Linked DNA regions of Homo sapiens: region 2 is linked to region 1. A link is a contact called in ENCODE Hi-C or POLR2A ChIA-PET data. All regions are on one chromosome and are shown on one strand. Each heading gives the region's core, a stretch centred on a gene start or an enhancer-like site at or near the end of the contact. The rest is flanking DNA. Distances are from core to core; before and after follow the strand shown. Region 1 has its middle 22 kb from the start of GOLIM4. Region 2 has its middle 71 kb from the start of GOLIM4.

Region 1 (6,420 bases), core at 428-2,927:
ATTGTAAAGGTAACTCTTACGTTAATCTGTGAAGGTCCTTAAAAAGTTAATTTAATCTGTAATTTATAGTGTAATTTTATAGTTTTTTACTACAAAAACTATAAACTATAAACTATTATCATTTGTATTTGTATTTCATGAGAAATTAGGCTCTCATTCTTTATCTGGTGTGACTACATGAAAGCCAAGCAAAGCCAATGACTGTCTTTCTTGGAATATGAGAGACGAGGCTGCTTTTGCCTTTCTTGACCACCATGTGAAAAATACCTCCTTGAACAATGAAGTGAAATGGGTATAGAAAGAGTAGAGACATGAAGAGAGAGGGAACTATAAGGACATTCTTTGAGCTCCTCAATCTTTTTATACTTGAGATCAACTGCATCCCTAAACTATGCATTTATATGATCCAGTAAATTCCCTTTTTAGAGACTAAGCCGTCTTGGACTGCATTTCTGTTATTTTGCAACTGAAAGGGATCTGACTCAATACATATATAATATCATCCTATTATCTTGCATTTTGTATATAGAAGGCACTATGCTAGGTAACATGAATGATACTCATCCATGTGGGCAAATGGCCCATATTCTGCTACAATCTAATGAGATAGGATGTGTGCAGATAATAACATAGCACAATACATGATGGATGCCACATGGGAAGTACAAAGGGCTATGGAAATTTGGATAAAGGACCAATCCCTTTTGCCTGGAGGGGTCACAGAGGCTCCATATAGAAGGTGACATTAGAAATGGTGCAAGGACAGTGCAAAGCTTCCTCAACAAATGATGAAAGGTCTAATAATACAAGAATTTTGGTTTTGTAAAATGAGGATTAGAAATTAAGTTAGAAACATAAGTTAGGGCCAAAGAATGGATAAGGTTAACAACACTAAGATAAGGCATATGAGCTTCATTCATTAGGAAAAAAGGAGCCAAGATAGGAAAATGGTAAAAAAAAAAATTGTAAAATGCACATAATATTGAAAAAATAAAATTGGAGCTAGTATGTAATTCCAGAACTTGGGAAAGGAAGGTTTGATAGTGTGAATTATAACATTTGTAAATGTTATGAACAAATTTCCTTTGTTTATGTTTTCTTATAAATATTTTCTTACTGATATTGGTATCAGTATCAATGTCTGTCAACAAAATATATTTCTAGAGAACTATACCCACAAATATGAAGAAATTTAAATTAGTATCTGCCTTGTAAAGATTTTAATTATTTATAGTATCTGTATTCTTCAAAGATTAATCCTTTGCCCCAAACCATAAAGCAATCAGTGCTTTGATTAAGTTTGGATCAGTTTTTAGTACTTTAAAATATGTTTGTAACTTTACCCATTTAACTCAAGGGTGGGGATTATTACATTTACTTGGAATTTCCATAAGCTTGAAAGTAGAGCACATTCTTTGGGTTGTATTATTCAGGTATTTTTAGAAAATAGATTATCTTATTTCATTCATTATCCTTTATCCAGTTATACTTGGCACTCAGAAGACTTGGTTTTGCATTGTATGCACACACTTAAAAAGGAGCCAGGAGAAGTCCTCTTTCACTGCTTGTGGGTAGTAAATGACATACTGCGCAGCAGCAGCCAAGTAAAGAAGCAAACTTACCACAGAATCATGAGACAGCCCCATCTGTAATTCTGGGTGTAGCTGTGGTCACACGCCAAGCCTTTGCTCTGGAGGAGTTAAATAGGACTCCTTCCCAGAACTTCTGAGAACAGCCATATCAGGGCTCCACTTGTCCGTCCTGACCTGATGCCAAGTATTTGATGACCAGTGGCTCAGAGACTCAGAAAGATCTCTTCTACCTAGCAACTGCTTGTCTGGCCCCAATTCACTTATCAACGGCCATGCTGCTCTGTGACAAAGAAATGTCTTCATATGGAGAACCAGGACCTGCTTTAATAATCCTGAGAAGAGTGAAGAATTAAATTACATTTTGTTTTCCCTACTGGTAGGGTCATGGAAACTTATTACATGCACTTTAGAAAGATTTCCACTTAAAGAATGTTAAAATTAAAGAAAAGTTTTGTGTGGAAAGGGTAACCGTCAGGTATCTGAGAAAGAAAAAAAAAGCAGCTGCTGCTAATCTTCTCTCCTTAAAGACTGACTGAATAAAAATCACCAAATAGGAATTTTTATATTGAATTTGTAATGCAAGCCTGAAAAGCTGAACATGTTTCAAATTTGAGAATCTCCATAAAGCAATTATAGCTGATGTGAGTTCAGTAAATAACATATATTACATACATCTTATTCTAATCTTCTGTTGTGACTTAAGATTATAGTTCACTTAGGATTACACTGAGGCTGGGAAAAAAAAGCAATAGAGGGTGTGAAATTCTAGGGACAAGGTACCTGAGAGAGAATGCTGTTTCTTAGGAGTGGTTCTGCAGGAAATAGTGGCTTTATTGTTGCTAGCAGGCCTAAAGGGCGTCTTCCTTTTGTTTATTTCTTTTATTTCCTATGTACTCATCTGTGTTAGTATTAATGAATTACTCTTTGCTTAAGCACACCATATAAGAGCCTATTTTCCCCATAGCCTGGAACGTTGCCACCACTACCACAAGATGAAACAAGCATGAAAGATTGAGAAGTGCTGCGGTGAAGCAACATTCTCCTTTATTTTCTTTGCTCTTCAGATAATAATGACTCTGGGGAAGGGAGAGAAACTCCAGAACTACTTTGTTCTCTTCAAAGCCCAAGCCTCGGGAGAAAAAGTAAGACGACAAGACACCTCTCAAGCCAGGGGCCTCAAAACACACCAGCCCTGTGCTGGTGTCCTTATTTTATCATATTGATGACGCTGAGTTCAAAAATCCTTTACTTTAAAAAAAAAATAGCTATGAGCAATAGATAGAAAAAAAAGAAACACTTAGAAAACAAACCCACCTTAATGGTGACATTTAAATCAAATGAACCTCCGTTCATTAAATTAAACAAACCTCAGTTCTTTTCATGTACATTTTAAAGTACATTTCTTCTTGGACAATGCAGAATTTTAAGTGTACAAGAAGGAAATACTAATGAAAGGGAATGAAATACCTCTGGATTCTCATCAAGCAATCAAATACTGTAAACAAAGGGAACACATCTTTGCAAATGTTGGATGTACATAGATAAGTAAAGGTTTTCTAGGGTTTCCTGTTAGTTGGCCATCTGCTTTCTAGTAAACAAACAAATGTGGACCCTTTGGACTGTCATTAAGAGCATATGGGTAGAGAACCTAAGGGCTGGTGATATACAAGCTGACAAGTACCTGGCCTACAGGAAGAAGACAGGAAATGGGGAAGGACTTTCTCCAGAAACATAAGCTTACCCACGTCAAGGCTCTCTTCCTATTCATGGACTCTTCAGGATCTAGCCTGCCTAAGTCCAACCAACTCTGCACACTTGGTGGCCTTGAATGAGTAATCTCGCCTTTCCTGTCCTTGTTTACTCACTTGTGAAATGAGAAAAATGAATTAGATCATCTCTTGTGTTTTTTTCAACACTAACATTTTATAATTGAAGTTAAGGGTTTGAAATGAAAAATTAGTTTGTGATATTTGTATCTCTTTTTTATGTTTTAGATTTTTTTAACTTTTTAAACTTTTTTTAACTTTCTTTTAACCATTTTTTAACTTTTATTTTAGGTTTTGGCGTACCTGTGAAGGTTTGTTACATAGGTAAACATGTTTCATGGGGGTTTGTTGTACACGTTATTTCATCACCCAGGTATTAAGCCCAGTACCCAATAGTTATCTTTTCTGCTTCTCTCCCTCCTCCCACCCTCCCCCTTAAGTAGACCCCAGTGTCTGTTATTTCCTTGTTTGTGTTGATAGGTCCTTATCATTTAACTCCCACTTATAAGTGAGAACACGCGGTATTTGGTTTTCTGTTCCTGCATTAGCTTGCTAAGGATAATAGCCTCCAGCTCCATCCATGTTCCTGCAAAAGACATGATCTTATTATTTTTTATGTATCTCTTTTTAGCTGAATATCTATGTGTGCATGTGAACACACAAAATCTTCTAGATCCTTCTAGATCTAATAATTCCTCATGTGTTTGTTTTTGTTTTTGTGATAGGATCTCACTTGATCACCCAGGCTGGAGTGCAGTGGCATGATCTCAGCTCACTGTGTCCTCCACCTCCTGTGTACAAGCAATCCTCATGCCTTAGCCACTAAGTAGCTGGGGCTATAGGTGCGCACCCCCACGCCTGGCTAATTTTTATACTTTTTTGCAAAGACAAAGTTTTACCATATTGCCCAGGCTGGTTTCAAACTCCTGAGCTCAAGGGATCCACTTGCCTCATCCTCCCAAAGTTCTGGGATTACAGGCTTGATTGAGCCACTGTGCCCGGCATTCTCATGTTTTCTCCAATTGATCATATTCCCTTATGTACCTTTGTCATCTCTAAGTAGAACATACTAGCTCTTAAATTGTCTCTTACTGCTCAGTTCTATAATATCTTTCCCACCGTCAAACCATATTAACCCACTTCAGTTTTAGCTCAACCAGTCAACCCTGTAAGGACTATCATGGAGGTGTTAAAGAGAAGGGTCTGGTGTTTGGGATATGATAGCAGAAAAGCTTCACAGCTATGGATGGTTTTAGGACAACTTATGAATACAATTGTGAGATGGTTCAGAATAGATAGAGTTAAATATTATTCATGCTACTATATTTCCCTTACAATTTTTTGATGCTGATTAAACTTATGAGACTTGTTTGCCAGAATTCCCTCAGAGTCCATGAAACAAATCTCCTCTTGCTGATTAGGTAGTTTATTTTGAATTACTGCTGGCAAGATTTGGAGGTATGATTACTCTTCCTTGATTCCTGAACAGATCATTGCCAAGCTTTTAAAAAAAAAATAAAGTTTATATCATAAAAAAAGTAGGTTGTGATATTAAAATCTTAATACACTAAGTTCTGTAATAGCTGGATGTCTTTTTATTACAAACAATATTTAAAAAGCAACCTTAAAGCTTTGTGTATTATTTACACAAACACATACTATCATTATTTTAGTATTTGTTCTTGTGTCTTTTTTTTTTTTTAACTTTGGGGGAAAAAGGGAGAGGGGAATTTATTGACTCATGAGGCTGGAAGTCCAAGAGTTAAGCCAGTGGATCCAGCTGCTCAAGGTGTGTGTCCAGAGCTCATTCTCTGTGACTCTTTCCACACTCCAGCAGTCTTTTTTAGAAGACCAGTAGTAATGTACCTTCGCATGGGAATTTTACTACGGAGTAGCTGCATAGCTGATTTCTGAAAAAAAAAAAAAAAAAAAAAAAAAAAAAAAAAAAAACAGGCTCTACGTCACTTCATAAAGTTTTAATGGGGCAGCACTTATTCTTGGCTGCTCATTTTTTTTTTTTTTTTTTTTTTTTTTTTGAGACGGAGTCTTGCTCTGTCACCCAGGCTGGAGTGCAGTGGCGCGATCTCCGGCTCACTGCAAGCTCCTACTCCCGGGTTCACGCCATTCTCCTGCCTCAGCCTCCCGAGTAGCTGGGACTACAGGCGCCCGCCACCACGCCTGGCTAATTTTTTGTACTTTTGGTAGAGACGGGTTTCACCGTGTTAGCCAAGATGGTCTCGATCTCCTGACCTCGTGATCCGCCCGTCTCGGCCTCCCAAAGCGCTGGGATTACAGGAGTGAGCCACCGCGCCTGGCCGGCTGCTCACTTTATGAGAGTTGGAAAGTCAAGCCTTCTAACTGTGGAGGGAGTAGTCTTTCAAATGGCCGGGTGGTCTCAAGAGAAATCAGAAGATAACTCCTGAAAGATTTCCTAAGGAGGGTTTTTTACACTTTTATTTGTGCACATGTAGGTACCAGTGACTTGAACTTTCAAATATTCAGCTGCATGACTTACAAGATATTTCATATAATTTTTTCTCTTCTGTTCTATTACATGTTTTGCCAATGTAACACCAGTAGCTACTTTACCTTCTCCTTGATATACCAAGATTATTTTTTATATCTACTACTTAATGAGTAAACATGACTGTTCATATTGTCTCTTTTTGGAGAAAAAAAACACAATTATCAACCATCTCAATGACAATACATGATGGTGGGCTTTGGCTAAACTCTGAGGAATATAACCAGGTCTGCTTTGTTGAATGAGTAATGAATAAATTCATGAATTTCTCATATCCTGTTCCCTCTTATGATCATCCAAGGGTTTCTCCTTCCAGTCCTTTGAAATACCAGCAACCATTTTTTTAACCAAATATTTACCAGTTTGACCAGAGGGAACGAGAACTTTGATTCTCATCAATACATCTAATCCTACTTATAATAGTACCTTGGTTTGTATTTTGAGGTACAAATGTTAAAGTATATTCACATTCATCTCGTTTAATCCTCAAAAAAAATAAATCCCCAAGCCTCACACTGTGCTTGACAAACAGTTACTA
Region 2 (6,491 bases), core at 546-3,045, 49 kb after region 1:
TACTCAGGGGCTGACTCGGGGTTTTCTGGAAGAGTGTGGACTTTTATTCTAGAGATAGAATAGAGTTTTAAGCAGAGGAATTAGATGCCTGATCACATTTGTGTTCTGGAAAGACCAATCTGGGGACCATGAGGTGATGACTTGGAGGGTGGTGAGGCGATTAAATTTGTTAAGATCCTGAAGCAATTCAAGTGAGAGCTGATTAGGTCTTAAACCAAGAGAGGGATACAGGTTGCACAACCCTAATCTGAAAACCCAAAATCTGAAATGCTCCAAAATTTGAAATGTTTTGAGTGCCAATATGACACAAGTGAAACATTTTACACTTGATCTCATGTAACAGGTTGTGGTCAAAATGCAGGTGCACCACATACAGCTGTGATATATCCTTTCCACCGTGCCCTGAGTACCCCCCACAACAAGTCCACAGAGGGTAATAAAATGTCACATGTGAAGGCCCAATGTGCCAAAGGCAGGTTCTCCATAAAGCCCCACAATTAATAAAAATATTGTATGAAATTACTTTCAGGTTATGTGTATAAGGTGTATACAAAATGCAGGTGAATTTCATGTTTAGACTTGAATTCCATCCCCAAGGTATTCCATCATGTATATGCAAACATTCCAAAATCTGAAAAAATCCCAAATTTTAAACACGTCTAGTCCCAAGCATTTTGAATAAGTGATACTCAACCTGCATTAGGAATACAGCAGAAAGGATAGAGACAAGAGATACAAATGACAGGACTGGGTGATGGATTCGGTTTGGGGTGAGGAAAAAGGAAGATTTTGGGGGAATTCCCAGGTTTCTGTCCTGAGTGGATGGTGATATCATTGTTTCAGATAAGGGACCTACAGGGGGTGGTGGTGAAATCAGGCTTTGGACCTCTTGAATCTGGGTTTTCTGGGAGACATCCAGATGGAAATTTATAGCAAGTCACTGGGTCCACAAAGCCACACCTGAGGAGTGAGTGAGGCCAGAGCCTCCTGAAGAGATAGGCTGGGAAATCAGCAGGAAAAAGCCTTCCAGTATTGGGATTGGCGCGTGACAAAAACTGCCCGAGATGATGCCTCAGCAGAGTGTGTACACTAGAATGAGGACTAGAAACCCCAGAAAAAACAAAATTCCACAAAGCTCATTGAGGTGATTCAGTGGTGTCCTCTACATGTTTTCTCAGGTCTCAGGTCAGAATGAAACACGTTTAAACTTTTTTTTTACTCCCTCCTTTACAGTAGTTTTTACTAATTTTTCTAGTCCCTTCACTATTCACTTTCAAGTAACTGAGATTTTCTGTAAATTTTGTTTTTGAGAGGGTGAGTATATGACAATGTTCTAATTTTTAAATTACATCTTGAGAAGCTTGTTTTCTAAGTAAGTTTTTCTAGTTGTTTTCTTATGTTCAGGCAATTAGAAATTTTTAAAAATAAATTAAAAAGGAGTAATACTTCTCATAGTTAAACAGGGGTGGGGAACATGGAGGAGAGACAGACCTGAGAAATGTTTGCAGAGGGGAGAAAAATCCTGCACAGGCTATGTCCAAAGAACATTTTTAAGAGAGGGAAAGGGACGTGTTTACTGTGGTTGCTCTGGTATTTAAATGAACTGCAGCAATTCTTCCGTCTTTCTTCCCCAGCAGTTACAGAGGCAGCCTGGGAAAGATTAGAGACAAAAATCCCAGTTTCACATATGAAGAAATCAAAAAGATTCCAATAAAATTGTCTGAAAGACCTCTGCCAACTACAAACTAGAATCCATGGGTCACTGGGGAAAATCATCCTGTAACGACACAGGAAGTAAAGAACTCCAGCTAATGGTCGCCACCTAGTGGGAAACGACAGGATTTTAGGACTTGGAGATGGCCTAAAATAATTATTAGGAGTTTTGTTCATTCTTTCAATAAACATTCTTTGAGAGCATCCTATGTATCAGACACATTAATAAATACTGGGAAATATTTAGTAATTGTTTGTAGTTGGGTTTATGAACTCAGACCTCCATTTCATTTGGTGGCAAAAACTCAATCTCAGTCACTTTAGTACCTCTTTTCCCCCTGACCTGGGTAGGTCTGAGTTACAGGGTTTAGTTGTGGTGAGGAATCTGCAGAAGGAAGGGTTCATCTAGCCCTCTGCGTTATTGTCTTCAGCTGAGATTTTTTTCTTCTTTGAACATTGGCCCCCACAGGTCACTGCTGAATCAGCTCTTGTTTCTAAGCAAAGGGTTCTTTTGAGTCTGCCTCTCTCTTAGATATTTCCAATACCTTCTCAAACATTCTGCTGTTTTTGTATGGCTGTATACTGCCCCATCTGCTTAGACACACTGAACATCCATTTTTATGTTAGAGTCTTGATGCTTCCCTTGGCTTCATCTAGGAACTGGGTCACAGTTCTCTGACCTCGAATTCTCGAGATCTGTTTTGGGCTTCTTTTGCCCCATTTTCTACAGGCACAAAAGAGCTTATGTTCAGATAGCCCCATGTAGCTAGATAATAGGCTGTATGCTGGATAGCAAAGGTAGATGAAGCCAATAAGGTAAGCTGAGGACAGATAGCTGAAGATGTTTTATGTTATGCTAAAGTGTTTTGTATGTATTCATTGCAATGAGAAGGTAATTGCAATGGTTCAGGTAAGGGATAAAATGATATTAACTTGAGCATCAGAGAAGAATTATAAATTTAAAAGACAAATGGGCAGTAGAATTATCTATATTTAGAAACCCCAACCTCCCCAGCTCAAATGGCACCTCTGTGTAAATTAGTCATAAGCAGTTCCTACAGGAGAGACAATCCATGGGTATATAGCTTGGGGAGTAGAGTGTGGTGTGGATTTTATCCCACCCTTTGGCTGAGTGCCTTGGTGCCGTGAACAATCTGCCCAACCAAATGTGGTGACCCTAAATGTAGAAATGGAGAGTGGGAGGAATGATTAAGTCAGTGTCCTTAAAAGTATGTCTGGAAATAGATTTCTATTCACCAGCTTCTTTCCCTTAGGTATTTTAGAGAATGACTATGTAGGGTGAAAAGACACAGTCTGATGAGCCATGTGAGTTTCTTACTTCATTTTTTAACCTCATTAGAATTATGATACCGTCAGCAAAGATAAAAGGTTTAAGAAAGTACCTATCCCAGATAATTCTCAAGAAAAAAATCTTAAAGTTTCTAAAAAGGTTTTATTGGGAAAGTCTAAAAAATTGTCACAGCAAAGAAGAAACTAAAAAGACATAACTGGTAAATGTAATGTGATATACTGCATAGGACCCATGTACAGGGAAAGATGGTAAGTAAAAAATAAAGAACTCTGAAAAAACAATGGACTCTTAGTTAATAATAATGTATCAATATTGGTTCATCAATTGTAACAAGTGTACCATACTAATGTAAGCTGTTAATAACAGAAGAAACTGGGTGGTGGGGATATGAAAACTATCTGTACGATTATCTCAGTTCTTCTGTAAATATACAATTTTGAAAGAATTGTCTATCTTAAAAAAAGAAATAGAGGGAAGATAAATAAATATGGAAAAAAGAAAAAATTTCCTTGGTTTAGAATAACCAGATTTTACCTTGAACATTAAACAGATGAATTCACTCTAGTAGGCATTATGGGGCATATTAGGCGTGCAGCCTCACTGGGGAGATGTGCCATACACATGTGCACGAATGGATCACAAACGAGTAGTGTACATTAAATACCAAATGAGTGCAGCACAGCAGAGAATCTTGGAATTTACAAGACCAGGAAGTATCGTTGGTGGAAAGAAGAAGGATTGATTAGTGGAAGGGGAAGAGCTCAGCAATGTTCTGAGTTTTGTAAATATTTTCTCACATTCTGTGACTTGCTTTTCCATATTTTGCACAATTACCTTCTCTCTTAAACCTATGAAAAGGTGGCTGGGCGCGGTGGCTCATGTCTGTAGTCCCAGAACTTTGGGAGTCCAAGGCCGGTGGAGCACTCTAGGCTAGGCGTTGAAAGTTAGCCTGGCCAACATAGCGAAACTCTGTCTCTACTAAAAATACAAGAAATTATCCGGGTGTGGTGGCGCGCGCCTGTAAGCCCAGCTACTCGGGAGGCTGAGGCTGGAGAGTCTCTTGAACCCGGGACGCGGAGGTTGCAGTGAGCTGAGATCGTGCCACTGCACTCCAGCCTGGGCGACACAGCGAGACTCCATCTGAAACAACAACAACAACAACAACAACAAAAACTTATGAAAAGATGAATTTATTCCAAAAATTTTAAAAGCTCATCTTTTTTTCTCTTTAAAAAAACTTGTGCTCATTAGTGTGTGTGTGTATTTAGTTCTATAACATTATAATACATGTGGAGATTCAGGTAGCCTCAGGTATCCCCCACCAGAGTCAAGATACAGAGCACTTTCATCACCACTAGGATTCCTAGTATTGCGCTTTTATAACCACCTACATTTGACTCCCTCTGTCTGACACCTAACACATGAAAACCACTTAAAATTTGTCATTTAAAAATGGCATATAGATAGAATTATATAATATGTAGTCTTTTGAGATGAACTCAGCATAATTATCTAAACATTATCTAACTACAGTTCCTTCCCTTTTATTGATGAGTAGTATTCTGTGATATATGTACCACAGTTCGTTTAACCATTCACCCATTGAAGGACACCTGGGTTGCTTCCAGTTTTTGGCTGTTAGGAATATAGCTGCTGTGAACATTCATACAAATATTGTACAGGTTTTTGTATGAACATAAGTTTTTATTTCTCTGGAATAAATGCCCTAGAGTGCAATTTCTGTAATTATATGTTTAGTTTTATAAGAAACAGCCAAATTACCTTTCAGAATGGTTGCACCATTTTATATTCCCACCCGCAATGCATGAGTGATAACGGTTTCTCTGCATTCTTGCTGCATTTAGTGTTGTCACTATGTTGTATTTTAGCCATTCTCATAGACGTGTAGTGATATTGCACTGTGGTTTGTGGTTTTAATGTTTAGTTTCCTGATGGCTAATGATGTTGAACATCTTTTCATGTTTGTATTTGTCATCTGTATATTGTCTTTAGTAAATGTCTGATCATGTCATTTGTTCATTTCTAATTGGATTAGTGGTTTACCATTGAGTTATATATATATATATACACACATACACATATATGTATATATATGTATTATATATACACACACATATATATGTATATATATGTATATATATACACACACATATACATATATACACACACACACATATATGAGATACTAGCCCTTTCTAGCCTATATGATTTGCAGATGCTTTTTTCTTGCGTTGTAGATTGTCTTTTCATTCTCTTCACATAGTTTTTTTCCAGAGCAAAAATTTTAAATTTTCTTGAAGTCCAACTTACGGATTTTTCCTTTTGGGATTCATTCCTTTGTTGTCAAGTTTAAGAACTCTTTGCTAGTGCTAGATCCCAAAGATTTTCTTCTGTTTATTTTGTAAAACATAGTTTCTATTATATTAACGTACGTAATATATTTTTAAATTATAGTTTTATGTTTTACATTTAAATCGATGCACCATTGTGAGTTAGTTTTTATATGAGCTGTGAGACTGTTTGAGATTGACTTTTTCCCCTATGGATGTTCAGTTGCTCAAGCACTATTTGGTGAAAAGGCTATGCTTTCAAGATTTAATTGCTTCTGCCCCTTTGTCAAAAATCAGTTAGTTAATCATATATGTATGGGTACATTTCTGGATTCTCATATAGCATTTTATTGATCTATGTGTCTTTTCCTCCACCAATATTGCATTGTATTGAGTACTATAGTTATATGGTATACCTTAATATTTGATAGTATGATTCTTCTTATTTTATTCTTTGTCAAGATTGTGTTATCAATTCTAAGGTTGTGCCTTTTCATATAAATTTTAAAATAAGCTTTTATCAGTCTTTTATAAGCTTTTAGTGTAGAGACCGAATGGTCCTACCTGGACTACCTTCTGTAAATGTGCTAGGATTTTGACAGAAATTTCATTAAATCTATAGACAAATTTGAGAAGGGACTTCTATACTATACTGTATTGAATCGTCAAAGTCATGAAAACAGTGTTCTTCTATTTATTTAATTCTTTGATTTCTTTCATCAGTATTTTGTAATTTTTTAGTATATAGACTATGTGCATGTTTTAAGTACATATCTATACATATTAGGCTGTTTTTGCATTGCTGTAAAGAAATACCTGAGACTAGATAATTTGTAGACAAATGAGGTTTAATTGGCTCATGGTGCTGCAGGCTGTACGGGAAACATGGCTTCTGGTGAGGCCTCAGGAAGCTTTTACTAATGGAAGAAGACAAAGTGGGAACTCACATATCACATGTGGAAAACCAGAGCATGGTGGGGTAGGGGAGGTGCCACACTCTTAAATAACCAGATTTCCTGTGAACTCAGAGTGAGTTCACAAAGGCAGTGACCCAAGCTATTCATGAGGGATTCAACCCGATGATTCAAATACCCTCCACCAGGTCCCACCTCCAA

What was found. Hi-C counts contacts between places; a loop is a spot of excess contacts on that map. ChIA-PET counts read pairs that join two places held with the same protein, here RNA polymerase II (POLR2A). Pooled maps may share reads with other maps.
Region 2: a loop to region 1 is called in a map of heart right ventricle, with 2.6 times the contacts of the local background. The contact joins two enhancer-like sites. A Hi-C loop is called at or near these places in 16 of 168 maps with a recorded cell type or tissue (IMR-90, K562, Right ventricle myocardium inferior and 7 more), 2 of 37 single-sample maps with no recorded cell type and 6 of 50 pooled maps. POLR2A ChIA-PET finds 5 or more read pairs at or near these places in 3 of 52 experiments (K562, OCI-LY7 and activated T-cell).

The regions. Positions count from the first base shown.
Region 1 is chr3:168,114,741-168,121,160 of GRCh38, forward strand. No RefSeq gene overlaps it. Among named protein-coding and RNA genes, the nearest start is that of GOLIM4, 22 kb to the left of the region's middle. RefSeq lists a cis regulatory region at 1,489-1,989 and a silencer at 3,241-3,535. Within about 2 kb of position 1,678, at least 8 of the 41 ENCODE cell types and tissues checked have a DNase peak (open chromatin) inside an H3K27ac peak, as active enhancers do; they include heart right ventricle, where a contact is called at or near this core.
Region 2 is chr3:168,164,021-168,170,511 of GRCh38, forward strand. No RefSeq gene overlaps it. Among named protein-coding and RNA genes, the nearest start is that of GOLIM4, 71 kb to the left of the region's middle. Within about 2 kb of position 1,796, at least 3 of the 41 ENCODE cell types and tissues checked have a DNase peak (open chromatin) inside an H3K27ac peak, as active enhancers do; they include heart right ventricle, where a contact is called at or near this core.